Linked DNA regions of Homo sapiens: region 2 is linked to region 1. The links are chromatin contacts, found by Hi-C or POLR2A ChIA-PET in ENCODE. All regions are on one chromosome and are shown on one strand. The core of a region is the stretch at or near the end of the contact, and the rest is flanking DNA. Distances in the headings are between cores, read along the strand shown. Region 1 holds the start of CLK4 (CDC like kinase 4). Region 2 overlaps LOC128966623 (a long non-coding RNA gene).

Region 1 (3,949 bases), core at 826-3,325:
ATACCAAAGACAATATAAATCAGGTCCTTGTCTCCAAACTCAGCACAAAGCCACAGAGAGTGACTAGGGGCACCATAGTGCTGCATCACATAGCATAGAGGTGCTAGTCATTCTCAGCTTCCTTCTGATCACTACACACTTTTAAACATTAGACCTTTTGGTGGCATACAAATTAAAACACTAAAGCGAGATGAATGTAATTACAAAGCAGACTCTACTATTGGGTAACAGTGTGTGTGACGTCTATAATATAAAGGCCTCTGTAGGTGGCATTTCAAGTGGCTGCTTTTTAACATAGTGTTGCTTTTTTGAGCAGAATTGTGGGCTGTCCTGACCACACTTTCTTATAACCCCAGGAGGCAGGATCTCTCCTACTCCATGAAACAGGAGAACATTCTTTGGTGCCAGCTTGAATTTACATTCTCATATGCTGCAATTTGAGCCCCACTCTACCTTGTATTATCGCCCAGACCAGTCAGCTCAACATTCTATCTAATAGATTCCCTTGAGACGGGATGTGTAATCAATTGTAGAACCAATACATTTCACTCTTTGGGCAAAATCTGTTAGCATACCAGGTGGCTCCAAATACTCCACTATTTGAGGACTTCACATCTAACTGGAGTAGTCAGGAGCCGGGAAATGGGTGGGAACTCATGTCAGAGACAGCATCTTAAAGAAATGGCCTTTCAAGGATGAGTAAGATTTAAATTTGTAGATGCAAAAATGGTGGCTATTCTAGATGAAAATAATATCATTTGTTTCATTCTGTAGCATAAAGAGTTTACCCTTCCAGTTTTCCAAGTTTCTTTTCAACTTCGCTTCTTGGAGTGCAATCTCCATGAAAATTCAACTTACTTTTTGAAATGCTGTACAATCTCCGAGATTTATCTAAATTTACCCTACTTACCCAAACCAGATGGCACAAGTTTCTATCATGTTAGATCACTAAAGGTATTTCCGTTCCCTCCTTTCACCTAACAGGATAACAGGTCTCCCACATGCTACTGGGCTAATACCCGCAAGAGTTCAACCCTACCCTCCCAAATTTGATTTCTAGCTTTCCCTTTTATCCAGCGAATCCCCGTCAGAATACAGAAGCCAACCCCCACCCCGCCCGCCGTCCCCCCCCACGATCTTCAGTCTCACCTAAACCCTTTCCCTCACTTACGCCCTTCCTTGCTTTGACACCCTATTCTTGGTTCTCCTCCTCTGCTGATCATTCCTTCTCAGGCCCCTTTCCCTCTGGCCCTTGAGTGTTCCCCACAGGGCTCCGACTTTGACCCTAATATTTCTCATGTTACATACTTACACGGGGGAACTGCCTGAGGGTCCTCAGAACTGCAGAATACCTTATTTGAGGTAAGCAAGCCCCATAACGGACTATCACTAGCTCAGAGACATTTTTCAGCCTTGAATAAAATCAGCCCGCAGGGACAAAAAAAAATGGGGAAAACTTCGTTAGGGAAACTTCCAGCGACCTTAACTGCTCAGGAGGTAGGGATCCTAACAGGAAAACCTTGTCAGGAGTCTCCATTGAAACCTCCGGGTTTTTGTTTTGTTCTGAATAGGAGCACGTGCCTTGAAAAGATTAGCACCCCTTGAGCTTGTTTTCTGAGACAGCCTCTTTGTCCGAATCCACCTTAGACTGGAAGCGCCAAGTGGGCAGGACAAGCACCCAGTCCAGGGAACAGCCCAGGGACCAGCCAAGGCCCGCCCTAGGCGGTTTTGGGGCCGTTGTCGGGTGCCGGCTGCGGGAGTTGAGGTCCCGGGGGAGGGGGCAGACACGCGGTACACACTGAGGGCGGGACACGGGCGTTCCTTCCCGGTTCCACCCGAGCCCGTAGAGAACGTAAACACCCTCCCGGCCTAGAGGCCCCGGGACCGGGTGGGCGGGGGGGGGGGGGTGGAAATGCTTGGGCCGCGCAGCCGCAGTGTGGAGGCTCGAGCCCCGCTCTTACGTCACGTGGAGCCCCGCCCTTAGGTGGAGCGGCGGGAGCGCGCAAGGTTCTGTCACGCAGGCGCGTTCGCGCGGCGTAGGTGGTGCTAGAGGCGACTCGGGGGATTCTAGGGCGACGGCGCTGCCGCCATTTTGTGGGGTGTTTGTCGCAGCGGCCGAGGAGGGAAGACGGCAGTTTGGCGACATTTCTCGGCCGAAGGGCCATTTGCTTTTGCGGAGGTAGGGTTGCAGATGGTGTGTGCTGGGACAGGCGGCTGTCGGTCTTTAGGTCTCCGAGCCAGGTGTCGGAGAAACGACCGCGTTAGGGGCCTGGGCTTCTGGAGCTGAGTTGGGAGTTCTGCGAGGCGCTGCTCGGCTGGTGCACGCCGGCAGCACCGAAAGTTGCTCGGGCGTCGCGGTTCTGCCGCTGACCCTTCTCTGAGGGCCCTGGCCGCTCGCGTCGCGGCTCCGGAGGCCGTGGGCTCGCGGTCCCCTGCTGCCTGGCGAGCGCGGCTGTTGGTTAACCCTGTCGGGACCTCTTCCAGCCGGCGGGCGCTAGGACCTGTCGGGAGACCCTTCGAGAGCCGTCTCTGGCATTCGTGTTGTCGGAGATCAAGTCTTCCCCTGGATTCCTGGCCTGGGCCGTTTGTAGCGTTTCGGGGGTTTTCCAGAGTCAAGCATTTGCCCCTGTCTTGAGTGCGCCAAAGGCACTGGCCGGGTGCCCAGGAGCCGGGAGGTGGGGACCGGGCGTCCGTGCAAATCCAGGTGGTTGAGGGCAGTAGCTGCTTGTGAGAGGTGGAAATTTGCGGAGGCTAGTCCTCTGTGCTATGCTGAACACAACATTGTTGCAGCGAACCTGCGTTTCTGGTGGTTTTGCATCTTATTATCCCTGGTTGCCTAAATAGTCCAGATAGGCTTATCCGATCCTTAGGAAACCGCCCCGCAAACTGAACTCGCCAGCCACTTTGTCTTGCCTCATAGCTGTCCTGTGCGATTGTGCTTTTTACACACCCCTACAGGCTTGTAACCCATTAAATGCAGTCCTCTTGGAGCCATCCAATCCTAAACTTATAACCTGTTTCGATGTTTTTAAGCCATGTACGTAGCGTAAAGTTGTCAAGAACTACAGGATCTTAAGGGCAGTGGCGATGGATCTACATATGAGATCCATTGTGTCATTATTTTTTGAAAGATACCTACTCTAGCATGTGGGATGCTTTATTAGAGGCAGTGTCATGATTCTAGATAGCTTTTCTTTTTTATGTATGCGAAGGAACCTTACCACGTAGAACGTGGGTCGGGTGATCTTTGTGCCTCCAGATAAAATATTTTTGAACATTGCAGGGTGAGTGGGGGAGGTCAGAGGCTGGGACTAACAGCTGAATTACATTTGAAGTAGTGAACTTGAGAAGAATTTTGGACTCTCACAACGGAGCTCGTTCTTATTTTAATGTTTGCATATTAACTGATAATTTGAGAGTTCTGTTTTGCTGGAGGTTAGCTGGTTGTAAGCAGACTTACAGTAGAAGAGGAAAAAACAAAACTGAAGAAGATACATAAGTCTTGAAAAAAACTTCATAGTAATGGAGGGTCATAATAATAACGCTCGGTCATCAGATGTGATTTTGCTTGCTATGATTTAAAAATGCTTAACCAAGCTGAGTTCCTGATGTGGTTAAAATACAACTTTGGTATTTGACGGAACGCTTCAGAAGAACTGCACTTGAAATACACATTTTCTTTTTTTTTTTTTTTTTTTTTTTGAGACAGGGTCTCACTGTCGCCCATACTGGTATGCAATGGCGTGATCATGGCTCACTGCAGCCTTGACTTCCTTGGGCTCCAGTGATTGTCCCAGTAGGTGGGACTACAGGCTCGAGTCACCATGTGCGGCTAATTTTTTGTATTTTTTGTAAAGGCAGGGTTTCGCCGTGTTGCCCAGGCCAGTCTCGAATTCCTGGGCTCAAGGGATGAGGCGCCACTGCGTCCAGCCATAAATTTTTCTTGATA
Region 2 (3,949 bases), core at 418-2,917, 900 kb before region 1:
GAACTCCTGGGCTCAAGTAATCCTCCTGCCTCAGCCTCCCAAAGTGTTGGGATTACAGGAGTGAGCCACCATGCTTGGCCCCAACAGCTATTTACATAGCATTTACATTGTATTAACTAGTAGTGTAAATAATTTAGAGGTGATTGGGCCGGGCATGGTGGTTCACGCCTGTAACCCCAGCACTTCGGGAGGCCGAGACGGGCAGATCACGAGGTCAGGAGATCGAGACCATCCTGGCTAACACAGTGAAACCCCGTCTCCACTAAAAATACAAAAAATTAGCTGGGTGTGGTTACAGGCGCCTGTAGTCCCAGCTACTCGGGAGGCTGAGGCAGGAGAATGGCGTGAAGCCGGGAGGCAGAGCTTGCAGTGAGCCGAGATCACACCACTGCACTCCAGCCTGGGCGACAGAGCAAGACTCCATCTCAAAAATAAAATAAAATAAAATAAAATTTAGAGGTGATTTAAATTATACCTCTAAATAATTAACCTGGGACAGAGGATGTGCATAGGTTATAGGTTATACGCAAATACAGATGCTCCTTGACTTATGATGGGGTTACAACCAAATACATCCATCGTATAGATTGACCATATGGCGAGTTGAATTTACAATGGGTTTATCCAGATGTAACCCTATTGTAAGATGAGAAGCGTTCTGAATGCCCATTGCTTTTGCACCATTGGCAAGTCAAATCCCAATTGAAGCCATCATAAATTGGGGACTGACAGTACAATGCTACTTTATATAAGGGACTTGAGCATTGTGGATTTTGGGGGGAGGGTCCTGGAACGAATCCCCTGTGGATACAGAGGGACTGCTGTATATATACATCTACAGGGCAAGATAGTTTATTTTTAAAAATTATACCATGTCGATTGTGATGACTGGCATATAGATTATGATGGTTTTTCTCTGATGTTGTATACTGAAATGTTTTCATAGGACCAAGAATGTTAGAAAAATAAAGATCTTAAATACAATATGATAAATTTATATATATACTATTTGATTCTGTTAGCTATATTTTGTTTTATATCAGTGATCATAAGTAAAAAATGGTTTTATAATTTTATTTTTATGTTAACCTTATCTGATTTGAGAATTAAAAATTCTAGTTTCATAAAATGAACTGGATAATTTTTATACTTTTTCTATTTTCTTGTACAGCACACTGTCCAGTAGAAATATAATGCAAGAACACATGTGACTTAATGTTTGTAGTAGCCACTTAGAAAAGTAAAAAGAAATATGTGCAATGAGTTTTAATAATATATTTAATTCAATACGTCCAAAGTAGTGTCATTTGAACATGTTATCAACATAAACATGAATGAAATATTTCACCTTCTATTTTTGTACTAAGTTTTCGAAATCTGTTCTTTTATATTGATAGCACTTCTTAATTCAGACACGAAATTTTCATAAGAAGTACATGATTTGTATTTAGGTTTCATAAAATTTACAATTCAAAAAGTAGATTCACATACGCGAATCGTTTCAAACATACCTCTGGGCCCAGCGCCTCGCCCTGTCCTCGCCGGGTGAAGTCGGCCCTGACTGCAGCCTGCGAAGCACCCGCCCATTGTCCCCGGAGAGGGCGCCCTGGACGCAAGCGCAGAGCCCCGGGAGGCGCGGGAAGCCGGAGGAGGGCGATGGGGGCGAGGCAGGAAGAGTACGTGGGGCCGAGGGGGGCGAGCGCTGGGCCGCCCGCAGCCGGAGAGTGTCGCCCCTCCTGAAGGCCCTGGGCAGGTGAAATGAGGACCAGCGCTGACAAAGGGCAGGATGCAGAAGACTCCTGACTTTGGATCTCAGATCACCCTCGGAAGCTCCGATTCGGATCCGCGTCCACAGACCCGGCGACCTCAGACAGACCGGGCGTCCGGGGAAGAGGCGGCGGCAGTGAGCACCGCAGTGAGGAAACCAGGCTCCGGCGATCCCCAGGCCTTACGCCCGACCCCAGGGCATTTGGGAGCAGGTCTGCGTCCGGGACCAGCACACTCTGGACGGGAGCTCTGCCTTTCTGGGGTCCTCCAGCTGAAGGATGTGAGTTGCAAGAAACCCATTCTGTAGACCTCGAAATCAGCGGGGAGCCCCAGGCACTTGTGGGGGGACTTTGATGTGGCTCCCACGCATCCACCCGGCACCGCGTGGATTGCCAGGGGCAGGACGAGCTTGAGTGGACGCTGGGTTCGCTGAGCCCCCCAGAGGCTCCTCGCCCTGGGTCACCTGTGCCGCCTTGGACCACCCAGAGAAACCTTTCCTCCCACCAGGTGAGCCGCAGGCCAGGCGCCAGGCCTGAGTGTGCCCGGGACGGGGATTTCTCTGTGAACGGCCCATCATCCCATAATATCCACGTTGTCTTAGCCTCATGTTCTGAAGAAACACGAATTTCATACACAAGCGTGGATTTTTGCATGTTTTAAATTGTAAATGCGACTAACTCCAAGGAAGTTGGAACTTGAAGCAGGCTCAAAGCAAACTTAGTCGCGTCATCCGCCACCATCCTCCAGGGTAAACCGAGGAGCACAGTTAATTGGTTTTCCACGGGTATTTGCCACTTGTCAGATGGGCTGTTATGGACGTAACCACGTAATTCCTGGAACCCAGTGAGAGTCAGCTTCCTTTACGGGCGTCTGACAAGATGTGCTCAAACACCTTGAAGATCTTTATGGAAACAACTTTTGGCTCTTTATCAAGATGTCATTCAGGGCTCTGAACAGTCGAATACGTTGTGGATGGGTTTGCTGTAGTTATACAGTGTGCATTTGATACTTGTCAATAGCGCTAGTAATGTTATTGCAAAAATAAAACCTTCTTTAAAAAAGAGGCCGGGCGCGGTGGCTCACGCCTGTAATCCCAGCACTTTGGGGAGGCTCAGGCAGGTGGATCACGAGGTCAGGAGATGGAGACCATCCTGGCTAACATGGCGAAACCCCGTCTCTAGTAAAAATACAAAAAATTAGCCGGGTGTGGTGGCGGGCGCCTGTAGTCCCAGCTACTCGGGAGGCTGAGGCAGGAGAATGGCGTGAACCTGAGAAGCGGAGCTTGCAGTGAGCCGAGATGGCACCACTGCACTCCAGCCTGGGCGACAGAGCGAGACTCTGTCTCAAAAAAAAAAAAAAAAGAGAAAAAAGAAAGAAAGAAAAGTGGCCCGGCACAATGGCTCACGCCTGTAATCCCAGCACTTTGGGAGGCCGAGGCTGGCGGATCGCGAGGTCAGGAGTTCGAGACCAGGCTGGCCAGCATGGTGAAACCCTGTCTCTACTAAAAATACAAAAATTAGCCGGGCATGGTGGCCCGCGCCCAGGCAGGCTGTTCTGGGAGAGAAAACTTGGCTCTCCAATGCGGTGTGGCCATTTGGCTATGACATCACACTGCATAGTTTAATGAGTGAAATCAGACCTCTTCTTGTTATTGGAGATGACTGGAGGATTTTTTTTTTATTTTCCTGAATGTAAGTAGGTAAGCCATGAAGATCCCAGATTTCATTCAGGGACTCAGAACCAGCAGCAAGGAGCAGGCTGCGTGGAGAAAACAGAGTTGGCTCTGGAGTACCCCATGAGTCCAGCTTGTTCAAAGTAAAAGTGGCAATGGCTTTGGGATCACAAAACAGCCCTTGAACATCAAAGTCAATTAGTAGAAACCCCTAAATATCATGGGGCAAAAAATATTTCAAATTTACTTAAATATTCGGTTTATCAGATGGGACTCACTTTTTTTTTCTTTTTTTTTTTTAAACAGATTCTCACTCTGTTGCCCAGGCTGGAGTGCAGTGGCGCCATCTTGGCTCACTGCACCCTCTGCCTCCCGGTTCAAGCAATTTTCCTGTCTCAGCCTCCTGAGTAGCTGGGACTACAGGCACGAGCCACCACGCCCGGCTATTTCTTATATTTTTAGTAGAAATGGAGTTTCACCATGTTGGCCAGGCTGGTCTCAAACTCCTGA

Evidence for each region. A loop is a pair of places that touch in the nucleus more often than their neighbours do. ChIA-PET counts read pairs that join two places held with the same protein, here RNA polymerase II (POLR2A). Pooled maps may share reads with other maps.
Region 2: a pooled map shows a loop between it and region 1 (5-fold over the local background). The contact joins the enhancer-like site here to the promoter of CLK4 in region 1. A Hi-C loop is called at or near these places in 1 of 168 maps with a recorded cell type or tissue (GM12878), 2 of 37 single-sample maps with no recorded cell type and 8 of 50 pooled maps. POLR2A ChIA-PET finds 5 or more read pairs at or near these places in 3 of 52 experiments (Panc1, activated B cell and activated CD8-positive, alpha-beta memory T cell).

Annotation. Positions count from the first base shown.
Region 1 is chr5:178,625,176-178,629,124 of GRCh38, reverse strand. CLK4 (CDC like kinase 4) reads left to right here and starts at 2,075. Exons shown (of 13, transcript NM_020666.3): 1 at 2,075-2,179. RefSeq lists enhancers at 2,107-2,716, 2,449-3,129.
Region 2 is chr5:179,528,474-179,532,422 of GRCh38, reverse strand. The region is part of intron 4 of LOC128966623 (a long non-coding RNA gene); the gene reads right to left. Among named protein-coding and RNA genes, the nearest start is that of RUFY1, 20 kb to the left of the region's middle. RefSeq lists enhancers at 1,440-2,045, 2,046-2,652. Within about 2 kb of position 1,667, at least 13 of the 41 ENCODE cell types and tissues checked have a DNase peak (open chromatin) inside an H3K27ac peak, as active enhancers do.